Linked DNA regions of Homo sapiens: all the other regions are linked to region 5. Evidence: chromatin contacts called from ENCODE Hi-C or POLR2A ChIA-PET data. All regions are on one chromosome and are shown on one strand. The core of a region is the stretch at or near the end of the contact, and the rest is flanking DNA. Distances in the headings are between cores, read along the strand shown. Region 1 holds the start of SLC26A2 (solute carrier family 26 member 2). Region 2 holds the start of PPARGC1B (PPARG coactivator 1 beta). Region 3 holds the start of TCOF1 (treacle ribosome biogenesis factor 1). Region 4 holds the start of TIGD6 (tigger transposable element derived 6). Region 5 holds the start of FBXO38-DT (FBXO38 divergent transcript).

Region 1 (2,700 bases), core at 193-2,692, 1.6 Mb before region 5:
AGGACCATCCCTGCAAATCCAAGGATGAGATCCAGGACTCCACACGCTAGATGATGCTGAACGAGTGAGCTTAGGACCACACTTGGAGAATCACTGGATGTGTTCTGGAAGTCAAACAGATCTCTGTTCAGATCCCAGCTATACTGCTCAGCAGTCATATGGCAATGGTTTTGTAAAACTTCACTGTACTCAGCATCAATTTCTGACCTGTAAAATGGGGTAACATTACCTAACTTGCTGGTTTGTAAGGCTAACACAACTACCTACCACAGTGCCTGGCACATAGCATTTACTCAATAAACGACAGCTATTAGTCTCTGTCCCTTGCTATATCCTGCCTTGAGATTCCTGATTTTAAAGGGTCCATTCCTTTCCCACAGCTTTGGCCCTCCATTTCTTATTGATTCAATTTTCAAAAACAAAAAGTTCTGCTTAATCTAGTATTGCATATCACATTAGTTGTAGATTTCACATAAAGAACTGTTGGGGACAAGGAGAAAAGACAGGTTAACTAGAATGGGCGCCGGAAGGCAATTTAAGTTCTGAATGTTTCTAACTCACTGTGATCCCCAATCTGTGCAAGGAAGGAGCCCAGGCTGATAGTCTATGAGTTTGGAGAGCTGGGTACAAGTCCTAGCTCTGCAAAAGACTTGCTGTGTATTTTTAGGCAAGGCTCTGGGCCCTCTCTGTCTTCTCAGTGTTTCCATCCATCCAGTGAAATAATACCAACTTAGTGTGTGAGTCCGAAAGAACAGGTCCTGATTTTGTACTTAATCGGGTGTGTGATTTTTAATAACCAAGATAACCAAGCCGTCTCGCCTGTGCCGGCCTCAGTTTCCCCATCTGTCCGAGGTGGTGGTGGCTCCTATCTCCTCGATCCCTATTCCAGATATCTAGGTTCGAGACGGATCAACGAGGACTGGAAAAGCAGCGGAGTGCGTGGCACCCGGCGAGATACGGCGAGATACGCGGGATGGAGGGCGGGTGGGCAGCCGCCAGCCAGACGGGCAGGCCCGGATCACCAGGGTGCAGTGCCACTCGCCCGGCCCCGGACCACCCGGGAAATAACCTGACGCACGCCCCGCTCCACGGCGGCGACCCCTGATCTGGGATTCTACCGCGCGGGGACCCAGGCAGAATGACTCTGGGAGGGGCCCGCTGACCGCTTGGCGGCCAGCACCGCTCCCTCCCTCTTCCCTGGTCCGCTTCCCTCTTCTCACCTCTCGGGTCCGGGCCGCTGCAGGCAACCAGGCGCCGCGGCACGCGTCTTCCACCGTGGCCTGACTGAGGTGGACACCGCGGCGCCGACAGAGCTATACCTGCCTGTCCCTTTCCCCGCCCATCGCTCGGACTCCGAAGGAGGCGGGGCCCGGCTGCCGGGACCTACGGGCGCGGCGAGGACGCACCGGCGAAGAGATGCCGGAGGCAGAGCCAGTGTAAACGCCCGCGGCCGAGGCCGTCACGTGGTACTGCCGGGCGAGCGACGCTACCACCAGCCAATAACTCGGCCCAGACCGGGGAGGGTGCCGCCCTCTGACTACTCTCCTCCTCGCGATTGGCTGCCCTGGACAGAAGAGCACAAGCTGGAAGGATTCTTAGAGAGGTTCCGCCGCTGCTTCCGTGGCGTTGACTCCTCCGCGGAGAGAGCGGATGACCGGCCTCGGCGGCTAGCCTGTGGCCAGGGTGAAATAGCAGGAGAGGCGCGGAAGCGCTCTGCCCAGAGTTTTGAAGTGCTCAGCGTTTGCGATCGGCCACCTCTTTATCCAGTACTACTTGGGACCCCGTTCCCTCCCACCCGCCTTTGTAGAACGGGAAATTGAGGCCCCGAACGGGAAAAGAGCTCCTAGAATGTTAGAGGCTCTTGCCTCACTATAACTCATTCCCCATCAAAGATTCCAGTAACCGGAAGGCTAAAATGTAAATTAAAAGGCCGGGCGCAGCGGCTCACGCTTGTAATCCCAGCACTTTGGGGGACCGAGTAGGGAGGATCGCTTGAACCCAGGGGTTCGAGATCAACCTGGGCAGTATAGCCGAACCTTGTCTCTATAAAACATAAAATGTAAATTAAAATGTAATTGTAGTTTTTGTTAAAATCCTTAGTGGGTTTAATGGCATTTGTAGGTAAAATCAAACCCTCCCTATGCCAAGGTACTGTGTGCTTCGGGCACTCATCTCTGCCCCCCTCCCTCGCTGATCTCCACCCATACTGGCCCCCTTTGCTCGCCACGCTTGTTCTCTTTAGGGACCTAAACATTGGTTCTGGCCATCAGATTTCTTCTGGTCTCTCAGGTCTCAGCCAAAACACCAGCCCTCTCCATGGCGAGGCCGTCCCTGACCACCCTGTGTAAACTAGCCACAGCCAGTCACATCCTTTCAGGTCATCTTGATTTAATTATCTGCCTCGAACTGGCCACTATTGAGTATGTATTAATTTGTTCATTCCTCACCTTGTTTGTAGCTTGCATGTGCCCACTAGATGGGGGTGAAGGAGGGCCTGTGAAGGAAGCATGATTAACTTCCTTTCCTTCCCTTTCCGGTGAACGTCTTCACAGTCATTCAAGGAACTCCCTTTCTTATCTAGAGATGATCCCCAAGTTTCTGTCACCCATCAGATTCAGAGTTTCCAAAACGTCATAAGCTGTCTTGGGAATCAGAACACAAACACTTGGGTTCTACTCCTGATGCTGCCCCTTGTGGCTG
Region 2 (2,700 bases), core at 139-2,638, 1.3 Mb before region 5:
GCTGCTGCCGCCCAAAGACAGGCAGATTATAACAAGAAGCAAAGTTTCCCTCTCTCTCCTCCCACCTCCCTCCCCCAATCTCCGCCTTCCCCCTCCCTTCCACTGTTATGCAAAACGGGCCGGCACCGGCGCTCCCACTCCAGGTACCAAACCAGCCCCCGCGAGCCGCGCCCGGTTCCGCCCGGCCGCCCCTCTCCGTGCCCAGGCGTGTGCCAGCACCCGGGGCTCCTCCGAGGTTCCGCCGCATCCTCAGCTTCCCAATGACCCGCAGCCGGGCGCCCAGAGAAAAAGCCCTAACTCTGGAGCCAAACTTTATGCTTGCAACAGGCATTGGGTGGGGAAAATGGGGGAAGGGGTGGGGGCCGCGCACGCCTCGTGCTGACATTTTTGGTGGCTGCTTGTCCCAGCAGCACCCCTCTCCCAGTCTCCAAGCCACCAGCTTCCTCGCTCCCCCGCGCCCCGGCACACCAGAGCACCCTCTCCTGTCACGCGCGTGTCGCCAGTGGGGCTCCCGGGCTCAGCCAGTGCCTGGGACTCCGCCTCGCCTTCCCTTCCCCCTGCATCGTGGAGCGCGCACCGGGGCCGCGCACCGCAGGGGGACCCAGGCGCCCCCAGACAGTCCTTCCGCCCCCATCCAGCCTGGCTTTTCCCCCCAGGGGGCTCCGCCCGATAGCGAAACCAGGAAGACGCTGTCTCCGCCCGCATGTCCACGTGCCCCGCAGACCCTTATGCCTTTAGCCGGCAACTGGCAGGAAACTCCGCGCTGCGGGCGCGGGTAGAAAGCCGCGGGGGGCCAGCAACAGCACTCTGGGGACTACAGCCTGGAGGACTAGGGGACTCCGGAGACCCGGGCATGCACCCGTGCCGGGGCCACAAGTCCACGTGAAAGTACGGCAGCAAGTGCCGGGCGCTGACGGCGCGCCTCCAGCACCCAGCGCCAGCCTGAGGGTACCCCACACCGTGGCGCGCCTCCACCTCCCAAAGGAAGCGCGGTACCCCCCAGTTTTGCCCGCGGGGTGGCAGACTCCAAGCGGCCAAGGCTAGACCCTCCCCAGCGGCCGTAGCGCCCCCAGCGCTCCGGCACGCGCCGGGAGACCTCCGGCTCCCTGCCCCGGTAACGGAGCGCATCGCAGGGCGCCTGGAAGGGGGGCTCTGCAGCCTGGAACCCCCAGTTACCCCAGGGCTCCCACCGCTGCCTCCCGGCCTCCGCGGCTGCAGCTGCGGCCCCCGCAGCTCAGCACCCCTGGCCCCGGGCCCGCAGCCCCAGCCGGCCGTACCTGCGTGTCAGCGAGATAGTTGAGGAAGAAGGAGGAGAGCTCTTCGTCCAGCAGCGCGCCGCAGTCGTTCCCCGCCATCTTCCAGCCGCGGCTGCAGCGTGCGGCGGAGTCAACGCCGAGCCGGCCCGGGGGGAGGGAGCCAGCGAGCGAGCAAGGGAGGAGGGAGGAGGGAGTGAGGCCGGCGGGAGGCGGAGGGCGGAGCTCGAGCCCCCGGCTGCCGCAGGGCCGCTAGCTGCGGGGGCGGGGCCGCGCGGCGCCCGCGGGAGCCGGGGGTCGCTCACCCACTTTCCTGCGCCGTGTCTGGCGCCGCGACCAGCTCACGCAGCCCTCAGCAAGGGGTAAAGCGCAGGCAGCCAGGTGGCGGTGCCCCAGCCAGCAGCCCGATGCCTGCGCAGCAATGCGGGCAGCCCCCGGCTCCTGCCAGAGCGAATCACGTTGCGTTAGCGCTGGGCGGGTCCTGCGAGACAACCTGCTTCTTCTGCACAGCTGGGGAAACTGAGGCTCGAGAAGGAATAGGACCTCGTTCGAAGGCCGGGCGCAGTGGCTCACGCCTGTAATCCCAGCACTTTGGGAGGCCGAGGCGGGTGGATCACCTGAGGTCAGGAGTTTGAGACCAGCCTGGCCAACATGGTGAAACCCCGTCTCTACTGAAAATACAAAAAAAATTAGCCAGGCATGGTGGCGGGCGCCTGTAAGTCACTCTTCATATCCCTCCTGAAAAAAAAAAAAAAAAAAAAATATATATATATATATATATATATGTATGTATGTGTATATATATGTATGTATGTATGTATGTGTATATATGTATGTATGTATGTGTATATATATGTATGTATATATATGTATGTGTATATATATGTATGTATATATATATGTATGTATGTATGTATGTATGTATGTATGTATGTATATACCTAGGACCTCGTTCAAAGCTACAGCGCACATCAGTTGCAGGAAGGGAAAGCTTAGGTCTTACTCCCCTGGAGGACTGTTTCTCTACCCAGGCTACAAGGCCAGAGAAGGAGGGAGAAATACCATAGATCAAAAGCAAAGAAATCAAGGAAGTCTCCTTGGAGGAGGAGGCATTTTTATCTTTTACTTGAAGGGTGCGTTTGCCTATATTCTGTGCTAAACCTGATCATATATCTCTCTCTGCCATCGTCCCCAGCACCCTTCCCCCAAAAAACTCCAATGAGTTCTCTTACCAATGCCCACAATGCATGAAGGGGCTGGGCTCCTGCCAGCCTCCGCAGGCCCGCTCACAACGGGCTTGCCACTCACCTAGTAATCTCTTCGGGGCATCTTTCCCTATTACCCCTTGGACTGTCAAGCCATTTCCTCTCCTTCCACCTCCACCATCATGGGCTCCCTTAGCTCCACCAGCAGGCCTTTTTTCTCTAAAAGCTGGTCACAGTTGCCG
Region 3 (2,700 bases), core at 107-2,606, 2.0 Mb before region 5:
AAAAAAAATTTTTTTTTGAGACAGTGTCTTGCTCTGTTGCCCAGGCTGGAGTGCAGTGGCATGATCATGGCTCATACTGTATCCTCAAATTCCTGGGCTCAAGAGAGTGGACTTTCTCCAGGCCAGTGTGTACACAAGTTCCCTCCCACCACAAGGCATTTACACCTCAGCTATTCCTGACCAGGGCAATCTGCCATCCATCTCTCTTTTTTTTTTGAGGCAGAGTCTCGCTTTATCGCCCAGGCTGGAGTGCAGTGGCACGATCTTGACTCATTGCAACCTCTGCCTCCCGGGTTCAAGCAATTCTTGTGCCTCAGCCACATGAGTAGCCAGGATTACAGGCGTGCGCCAACATGCCCAGCTAATTTTTGTATTTTTAGTAGAAACGGTGTTTCACCATGTTGGCCAGGCTGGTCTCGAACTTCTGACCTCAGGTGATCCGCTAGTCTCGGCCTCCCTAAGTGCTGGGATTACAGGCGTGAGCTACCGTGCCCGGCCCATCCCTCTCATTCTTAACACTTATTGCGGTGCTAAGCATATAGTCACTTTTGTGATTCTTTGATTTGTCTACCTTACTAGAGTGTAAGCTCCAGGAGGGCTGAGAGATGGTGCTCACCATTCGAACACCAGGAAGCACCCTGAGTACCGGATTAACAGTTGAATTAATCAAGTAAGAAATGACTGTACCACGAGTTCGAGTACCAAAGCTGACCGTCTCAGTACAGACAATCGCTAAAGGCCTGAGTTCCAGCTCAACTAAGAGGCTGTAGGGTCCCTTTTCCAGGCGCTCCCCCGAGGGGCTGGTCGCAATCCACCCCCGAGACTCGCAGCAACCTCCTTGCCCCAGGGGGGGCCGCGCAGAGCCTAGCCACGTGGCGGGAGACTTAGGAAACTTAAAATACCCGCTACCAGGAAGGGCGTGGAGGTAAGGGAAGCGGGAATTACAAAGTTCGGCCCCTGCGAGCACACTTTCTGGCCCAACCCACTGCCCGGATGAGGAAAGTGAGGCCCAGGGGAACTGAAGTCGCAGTGGGAAGGCAGAGATTGCGGCTCCTCCGGTACCCCTGGCCGCGCCGTCGAGCACTGCGGGACCCGGCTCCGGGCGCCTGCCGGGTCGCCTGGGGACGGGGCGCGGGCCGCGGGCCGCTGATCTCCACATCTTGCACGCGGCCCTCGCACACGGCCCACGAACGCTTACCTGGCCGCTCTGCTCCTTCACTTCCCGCGCCGCACGCACATAGCCAGCCCGCAGCAGATGGTGGTAGATCAGGGGAAGTAGCTCCCGCCGCTTCCTGGCCTCGGCCATACCCGCGACCCCCGGCCGGCCGGCTACCTGCACGCCCCGCCTTAGTCCCCGCCCGCCACTTCCCTCGCGCCCTTAGACCTCGCGCGCCACACTTCCGGCTCCTCTTTCGCTCCGGCCGCGCGGCGCGCCGGGAAACGTAGTCCCCTCTCCGGGAGTGGCCGGCCCCGCCCCTCAAGGCGAAGGGGGCGGAGACTCGTGATCAACAATACCGCCCATTGGCGCGGAGCATGCGGGGCTAGACAGGGACCCGCCCCCGGGGCCGGCCGGGACTTGGACGACTCTCTTTTAATCCTTCCGGCTGGCTTCTTGAAGAGATTTATCTTCCTTGTTAATTCTCTGATGGCTGGGTCTGCGTTTTACTCATCTCTGAACTCCCTAATCTGGATCTTTCTCTAGATCCGAACTTTGTACTGCCATTACCTGCTCATTTATCCATTTCGCACGGTTTTTGGTGCCCATGAACCAGACACGAATTGCCAGTTTATTCATTGATTCATTCGCTAACTGAACAAATCTGTAATAAGCACCTAACTTGGGCTAGCACCCGGCTAGGCTAGGGGGATTCAAAAGATGCATAATACATGGCAGTTGCCCTCAAAGCTCACAGAGACGACTGTCCGTAACCAAGCAACTATAGTTCAATATCTTGTGTGCCTTGTCAGGGACAGATGCAGCCTATGGGCGCCCCAAGGAGGAGCACCGAACCCCAGAGAGATATCTAAGCTGAGGCATAAAGACACCCGAAATTGCTGGGTGCAAAGGAGAGGACTGGCAGAGGGCACTGCATGAGTCTAGGCATGAGAAAACACCCTGCTATTGCCTGGGAACCCTAAACCCAGAACCCCTAGTCTGCGCTGCTGGGCTGTCCAGGTGGGGTGGGGTGAGGTGGGGAAGAGGGAACAAATGAGGGCACATGAGGATGAAGAAGTAGACAAGGCCTACAACTCCCCCACCCCCAACAGAGTTTGGACTTTGCTCTGAGGGCATTAGATAGTCTCTGACTGGCTTTTCCGAGGAGGTTGACCCTGTTTTGTGTTTTTAAAAGATTGCTAAAACCAAAGCACATACCATTAATACTAAATGTGAGGCTGTTGTAGTTGTTGAGGGAAGGATGGCAGGGAAAAGGTGAGGTAGGCTGGAGAATGTTAGAGTGAGCTGTTCTTAACTTCACCGACCCATTGAGAATCTGAGGGCAGCATGTTTCTTACGGGCGCAGGAGTCCCTAACCCTAGGAGGTCCAGGTATGTGGTTATCTTTGTCTTGAACTTGAATGGAAAATGTTATGTGTCTGTACACATTCAACATTTCCCATTTTCTTGAGCAAATATTTATTGAGTACCTACCATTGGGGATGGAATAGTCTCTACTCCTATAGAGCTTACAGTCTAGTGATG
Region 4 (2,700 bases), core at 109-2,608, 1.6 Mb before region 5:
TGGCTGGGTAAGCAATAGGCCAGTAAAGGATAAGGGAAGCAGTAGTTCAAATCAAGGCTACGTGGGGACTGCGCTTTTTTGCCCTGAATTGACTTCTGGGCGGCTGAAAGCCTTGTGGAGAAGGGCAGTAACTGCAGGAGAGCATCTGTAATGAATGGCATATAGGGTACTAAGCACCCTGCGCAAAACGGGTTAGGAAACACTCATTACAGCCACCTTGGGCTGAGGGCAGGAAGACAACACCCTACGGTTTTGTTTGTTTTATTACCCTGTTCTAAGCCTGAGTACAAGTTTGTTATCAGACTCGAGGCAGCAGTATAGCAATGCAAAAAAAGGCAGGACAATTTAAGGTTAAAAACGAAGGGCTCTAGAGGACAGAAAATCCGGGTTCTAGTACAGACTACACCAGTCGCACCAGCACGGGGACCTCTGACCTTAAGCAATCTACTTACCCTAAGTCTCCGTTATTTCATCTGTAAAACAGAGTTAAGGTCAATACCTGAAATATGCGAGACACTTTCTCTGTCCCATCAGATCCTCCTTGGAATCTCACGAGATTGCCTTTGAGGGCTCAGCCATGGGCCACAGTTTGACTCTGGGCTAGCTCCTTTCCCTCATTCTGGGTCATGAATGAAGCAAGAGCCAAACCAGACAAAGTCTTGGTCAAGCTAAGACGTCTGGGACATCCGAATGTCCCATACGGATTGCGGAAGGAGGACACTAAGGCTCAGTGGCCCTACTTTGTGGAAGACTCAGTAGAGGCTCAGAGAGCCGCAGCATCCAACTCGAGGTCGCCCAGCGGCTCGGCGCGGCCCTCGAAGGCGGGACTTACCCGGAGGAGCGTGCAAGCTGCGCCGCTCACATTCCCGGAGGCGCTTGGCCCGGCGGCTGGACGAGGGGGATGGCTGGCGCACTCGCGCTCCCCGCTGTCGGCGAGAGGCGGCTCCAGTCGTGACAGCAGCAACAAGGAAGTGGAGGCGAGGGCTCGCGCGCGCATCCCGGGGGCTGAAGGAGCCCCGGCCCCGCGGCCCCGCCCGGCGACACACGGCGCGGAGTCGCGACAGCCCCTCTCGCTTCCCCTCCTCGGAGTCGCGATATGGGGTCCTGAAGGGCAAGAATAGGAGCACAGGTTCGCTCCGCAGGCTCCTCACCGATGCCTGCCGAGGGCCCCGGGGGTCAAGCCCCGGGGAGCTCGAGGAAGACGGCAGGGACACGGTCGTCACCGAGGCACCGGTTTGGCGGCTGCACCGGCAGTAGCGGCACACCACGGATCGCCAGGGAGACCCGTCCCGGCGGCCCTCGCGGCGCACCGGAAGCGGTCGGCAGCGCGTGACTGCATGCGACCCCTGGCGCAAGCGCAACAGCCCAGCCCTAGCTTGGGAGCGGACCCACACGAACTGCTCAAAGGCTTGGAGCGGGTCTAGTAAGGCGAACGGACTGCTTCCGGCCAGAGGTCCCGGGCGGAGGAGGAAGCTGTGGCTGCCGGCGGTGGGACGCCCCGGCCGCTCAGCCCCCGGGCACTGCTGTGGGGCGTTCAGGTAACAGGGGCGGGGCTGTGCTGAGCGTGAGGGATCTAGGCCCCGCCTCACCTTTCAGAGCCACGTCGGGCGCTGGGAAGCCTACAATACCACCCTCTCCTCAGCACGACGTTCAAGGCCTGACCTCAGCCTGTCTCAGTCTTTCCCTCTCATTCAGGATCGGGTTCATACGTAGTGCCGCATCAAGTAGCGCCTTCATCACTCCAGTGATCTGCCCTCAATCCGTCTCTCCCACTGGCCCACGAATAGTGATGGTAGTGAGTTCCTGGAGTGACTCAAGCTGAGCTGAATGACCGTATGGAGAGCTTCCGTAAATCAAATAGGGATTGGATTGGATTGTCCTTTCTCTCCAGTGTCACAAGTTGTCCACATTTGTACAAGTTCCCGCACAACCCTCACTGTATTCCAGTCTGCCTACTTCTCTGCATCTACCGCCATCACCAACCTTCTAGCCACCATCATCTCCTGCCTGGACTGATGTAGTTCTCCCCACATCCCCTCTACAATCCATTCTCCACGAAGCAGTCAGATTGATCATTTTGCACTGTAAGTCTGATCAAGTCACTCCCTGCTTAAAACCCTCCAGTGTCTCATTCACTTAAAATAAAATTCAGACGTCTTAGCTTGACCAAGACTTGTCTGATTTGGCTCTTGCTTCATTCTCTTTCTATGTCTCCTCTCAATATTAGTAGTTCCCAGAACCAGCTATATAGCACTCTGTAGTGTTTGGAGTGCTAGCTTTGTTGTGAGCCTCCTGGGTTTGAATCCCAGCCCTGCCACAAGTAAGCAATATTAAGCAAGTAAAGTGCTTAACAAATGAGGTTTACGCAGTAGATCCTCCCACCTCAGTAAATGGCACCATCATCTGCTGGATTCCTCAGTGCTCAAACCAGAAACCTGGGCGTTATCCTTGACTCCTCCTTCACCTCACATCCGGTCCAGCACAGGGCTTGCAAAAACATAGCCCCAGACTGACTACTACTCACCATCTCTCTATTACTACTCTAATCCAAGCCACCATTATCTCATGTGGACTCCTGCTTTTTTCTCTGATACCCTTCCATTCTTTACACAGCAGTCATCTCTCCTTCCTTAAAATCCTTCAATAGCTTCCTATTGCACTCAAATTAACATCCAAACTGTATATGGCCTACTGGTTTAG
Region 5 (2,700 bases), core at 41-2,540:
ATTTTTTTCAGTCTATGCCTATGTAATACATACCCTCCAGACTGGACCTCCTCCTTCCCTGGGAAAATCATGGCTTTATAGAACTATTATTTTATCCTTCACTTGTGCTGGGGGAATGGGAAAGGGGATTAAAAACCAGTGACCTAATCCAACGTCTTCCTTTAGCAGATAAAAAAATCTCAAGTTCAGAGAGAGGAAGGGATTTGGCCAAAGTAAACCATCAAGTTAATAGCAACTTTGGAACAAAAATCAAGGTCTCCTGTTTTTCACTTTGTAGTGATTTACACTGCTGGTTTAGGTGTATAAAACAAAGTTTTCTGGACAGAGCTTCTCATTGCACAGGAACCTTCCTAAGTGACCAGTTGCCCTTGGCCAGCTTGGTGTCTGCAAAGAAACACGGTAGACATCTCTTAGTCAAATTCTGGGTGTGCAGAGTGCAGGGAGAATATGCTTTTCAGGTCTGTAAAGACTCCATGAAAAGGGAGTTAAGAATCTGATTTCCACAGCTAGGGCACGGACATCAAAGGCATCCAACACAGATAAGCAAACTGCAGCACAGAAAAGCTAATGGACCTAGACAAGGTCACACGGTGTGTAGGTGGAAGGGGTGAAACTAGAATTCAGGGCTCCTGATACTCAGGCGTGGCAGCCAAAGATGTGTTCACTGCTTCCTGCTCAGGGACATCTCCTCACTACGCTGAACACAGACCTCCTTCACTTTACTGGCCGAAACACCGACTTAACATTAAAATCATGAAATTCGTGACGCCCGGGGTGGGAGACAGTCACAGAAGCTGTCCAGTCCAACACCCTCACCCATTTCATTGAGGAAACTGGGGCCCAGAGAGAGTTCTTTATGCTGGATTTTGGGGCCAGGTTCAGACAAGCAGGCAACCCCCGCAAGCACGGCCTAGAAGGCCAGGAACTACAAATTCAACCCCTGATCTCTCAAGGAGCTCTAGGCCCCAAGGGGGCCAGAGGCCGAGCTTAAGCGGTCGGAAGTTCCAGAATCCCCACCCAGCTACCTCAGCCCTGCCGCACGCACTCCGGGCTTTGCCACCCCGCTCCCGGTCCCCAGGCCCACTCAGCCGCCGCCTCACCTACGCCGACCCTCCGCCTGTTATTGTGGTTGAGAGGGAGGGACGCTACAGACACTTCCCCGGCCCCTACCGCTGAGGCACTTCCGCTTCCGCCGCCGCTCGCATATTTCCGGAGTGTTGTCATCCGGGGCTGGAGCCTCAAACCCGTGTCCATATTGTGTGTGTGAAGAAGCATCGAAGCGCGGCAGCCATGTTCAGCGTGGCATTTCGGAAGGCTTGTCAGGGGTGGAGAAGCGGGGCGGGTTGCTGTTCTTTCACCTGACACTAAAGCGCCATGCCGGAAGCACTGAGTCTGATACGTCGGAACCAGTCTCCACCGTGTGGTTTGGTCTTGATTTCCACTGGTACTCTGGGGTCTTGGATAAGTCTCTGGACCTCGCCTTTGTCATTTGCGAAGTCGATAGGTTCCAATAGAGATTTTCCCAGAATCATTCAACTAAAAATAGAGAACTTTTTTTTTTTGAGAGGAAGGACGGGGGCGCAGTTAAAGATGTTAATGTTAAGTCATCCCTTCTGTGATTTCGGGACATTATCTTTGCACGTAAGTAATAGTATTTTACAGTCCAAAGGAATTTCACATGAGTGTCATTAAAAACTCTACACGACTCTGACATGTAGGCAAGGATCAACTTAATCACCTTTTCTGTTGTTTAATGGATAAGGAATTGTCTTCAGAGAGTGTAATTGATTTTCACAATGTCTCGCAGATGGACTGAAATTCAGATTTTTACCTTTTACATCCTGTGTTCTTGCCCTAATATACATGTAATTAATATGGGCTAAAATCCCTAGATTTAAATAGATACAAATACTTCTTAGGAAAGTTAGTGTGCATTAAAGCCATGTGAGACACAATTTGACAAGACGTAGCATTGACTAGGCTATTCTGCTGGAGAAGAAAAAGCTGAAGAAGGCTTGGGAATCCCATTTCTTCTTATTCTTTTCTTGATTGATAGCAGACCTACTGGTTTTTCCCCTCTTTCCCCAATATGGTTCGGCACCTTAGGTTTCAGCTTGTCTTAGGCAGTCACAGTTTTAGCTATCCCATTCCGTATGTCAAACCATATATCTGTGTTTTTATTTGGAGCTCTGGTAGGACAAACAAAACAAAACCTCATCATATTCATGTACTATTCATTGTAATCTCAGCTTTCATGTTACATTCTTCCTGTAATTGAAGACAAAAATGAATTTTTATGCTATTTGCTTCTGTCGGTTTCTTCATATTCAAACTTTAATAAAGGAAACAGACTTTAGCTTTTTCTGTTTCCCAGGTTATTCTGAAGAATAAATAGGAATTACGAAAGTTTCTAGTGCAGGGCATGGCATATTTAGAAGGCATTCAGTAAGATTTATTTCAGCACAATTGGCCTGAATTTTTAATTCAATGGAATATGATTTTCATTTTATTAGCATTCCTCCTTTTGTAAAAAGCACTGTAGTGGGACCTGAAATGAATACTCATGAGTAAGAAAGGTTTCCTACCTCAAGTTTAGAAAATTTCCTACCACAAATCATTGTAATAAATGTTAAAGATATTTTCTCACTGCTATGAGTGTTATATATAATAAGATATCAAAACTAGTTTTAACATTTTCAG

What was found. A loop is a pair of places that touch in the nucleus more often than their neighbours do. ChIA-PET counts read pairs that join two places held with the same protein, here RNA polymerase II (POLR2A). Pooled maps may share reads with other maps.
Region 1: a loop to region 5 is called in a map of CD8-positive, alpha-beta T cell, with 9 times the contacts of the local background. The contact joins the promoter of SLC26A2 here to the promoter of FBXO38-DT in region 5. A Hi-C loop is called at or near these places in 3 of 168 maps with a recorded cell type or tissue (CD8-positive, alpha-beta T cell and naive thymus-derived CD4-positive, alpha-beta T cell) and 11 of 50 pooled maps.
Region 2: a loop to region 5 is called in a map of CD8-positive, alpha-beta T cell, with 16 times the contacts of the local background. The contact joins the promoter of PPARGC1B here to the promoter of FBXO38-DT in region 5. A Hi-C loop is called at or near these places in 3 of 168 maps with a recorded cell type or tissue (CD8-positive, alpha-beta T cell and naive thymus-derived CD4-positive, alpha-beta T cell), 1 of 37 single-sample maps with no recorded cell type and 9 of 50 pooled maps.
Region 3: a map of CD8-positive, alpha-beta T cell shows a loop between it and region 5 (20-fold over the local background). The contact joins the promoter of TCOF1 here to the promoter of FBXO38-DT in region 5. A Hi-C loop is called at or near these places in 4 of 168 maps with a recorded cell type or tissue (CD8-positive, alpha-beta T cell and naive thymus-derived CD4-positive, alpha-beta T cell) and 10 of 50 pooled maps.
Region 4: a loop to region 5 is called in a map of CD8-positive, alpha-beta T cell, with 15 times the contacts of the local background. The contact joins the promoter of TIGD6 here to the promoter of FBXO38-DT in region 5. A Hi-C loop is called at or near these places in 3 of 168 maps with a recorded cell type or tissue (CD4-positive, alpha-beta T cell, CD8-positive, alpha-beta T cell and naive thymus-derived CD4-positive, alpha-beta T cell), 1 of 37 single-sample maps with no recorded cell type and 11 of 50 pooled maps. POLR2A ChIA-PET finds 5 or more read pairs at or near these places in 1 of 52 experiments (GM10248).

What each region holds. Positions count from the first base shown.
Region 1 is chr5:149,959,500-149,962,199 of GRCh38, reverse strand. SLC26A2 (solute carrier family 26 member 2) reads right to left here and starts at 1,442. Exons shown (of 3, transcript NM_000112.4): 1 at 1,221-1,442. RefSeq lists a silencer at 1,387-1,506 and enhancers at 2,547-2,626, 2,423-2,700.
Region 2 is chr5:149,728,998-149,731,697 of GRCh38, reverse strand. It overlaps PPARGC1B (PPARG coactivator 1 beta), which reads right to left and starts at 1,388. Exons shown (of 12, transcript NM_133263.4): 1 at 1,278-1,388. The coding sequence starts at 1,355. RefSeq lists silencers at 1-70, 91-140, 151-250, 1,051-1,730 and enhancers at 721-770, 781-900, 1,139-1,789.
Region 3 is chr5:150,356,353-150,359,052 of GRCh38, reverse strand. TCOF1 (treacle ribosome biogenesis factor 1) reads right to left here and starts at 1,356. Exons shown (of 27, transcript NM_001371623.1): 1 at 1,199-1,356. The coding sequence starts at 1,306. LOC105378226 (a long non-coding RNA gene) reads left to right here and starts at 1,633. Exons shown (of 4, transcript XR_944407.3): 1 at 1,633-2,547. RefSeq lists silencers at 929-1,148, 1,229-1,568 and an enhancer at 2,169-2,338.
Region 4 is chr5:149,999,312-150,002,011 of GRCh38, reverse strand. It overlaps TIGD6 (tigger transposable element derived 6), which reads left to right and starts at 1,358. Exons shown (of 2, transcript NM_030953.4): 1 at 1,358-1,538. HMGXB3 (HMG-box containing 3) reads right to left here and starts at 1,273. Exons shown (of 20, transcript NM_014983.3): 1 at 833-1,273. RefSeq lists enhancers at 379-458, 1,346-2,134 and a silencer at 1,539-1,618.
Region 5 is chr5:148,382,440-148,385,139 of GRCh38, reverse strand. FBXO38-DT (FBXO38 divergent transcript) reads left to right here and starts at 1,290. Exons shown (of 5, transcript NR_105057.1): 1 at 1,290-1,641. It overlaps FBXO38 (F-box protein 38), which reads right to left and starts at 1,182. Exons shown (of 22, transcript NM_205836.3): 1 at 1,101-1,182. RefSeq lists an enhancer at 1,206-1,405.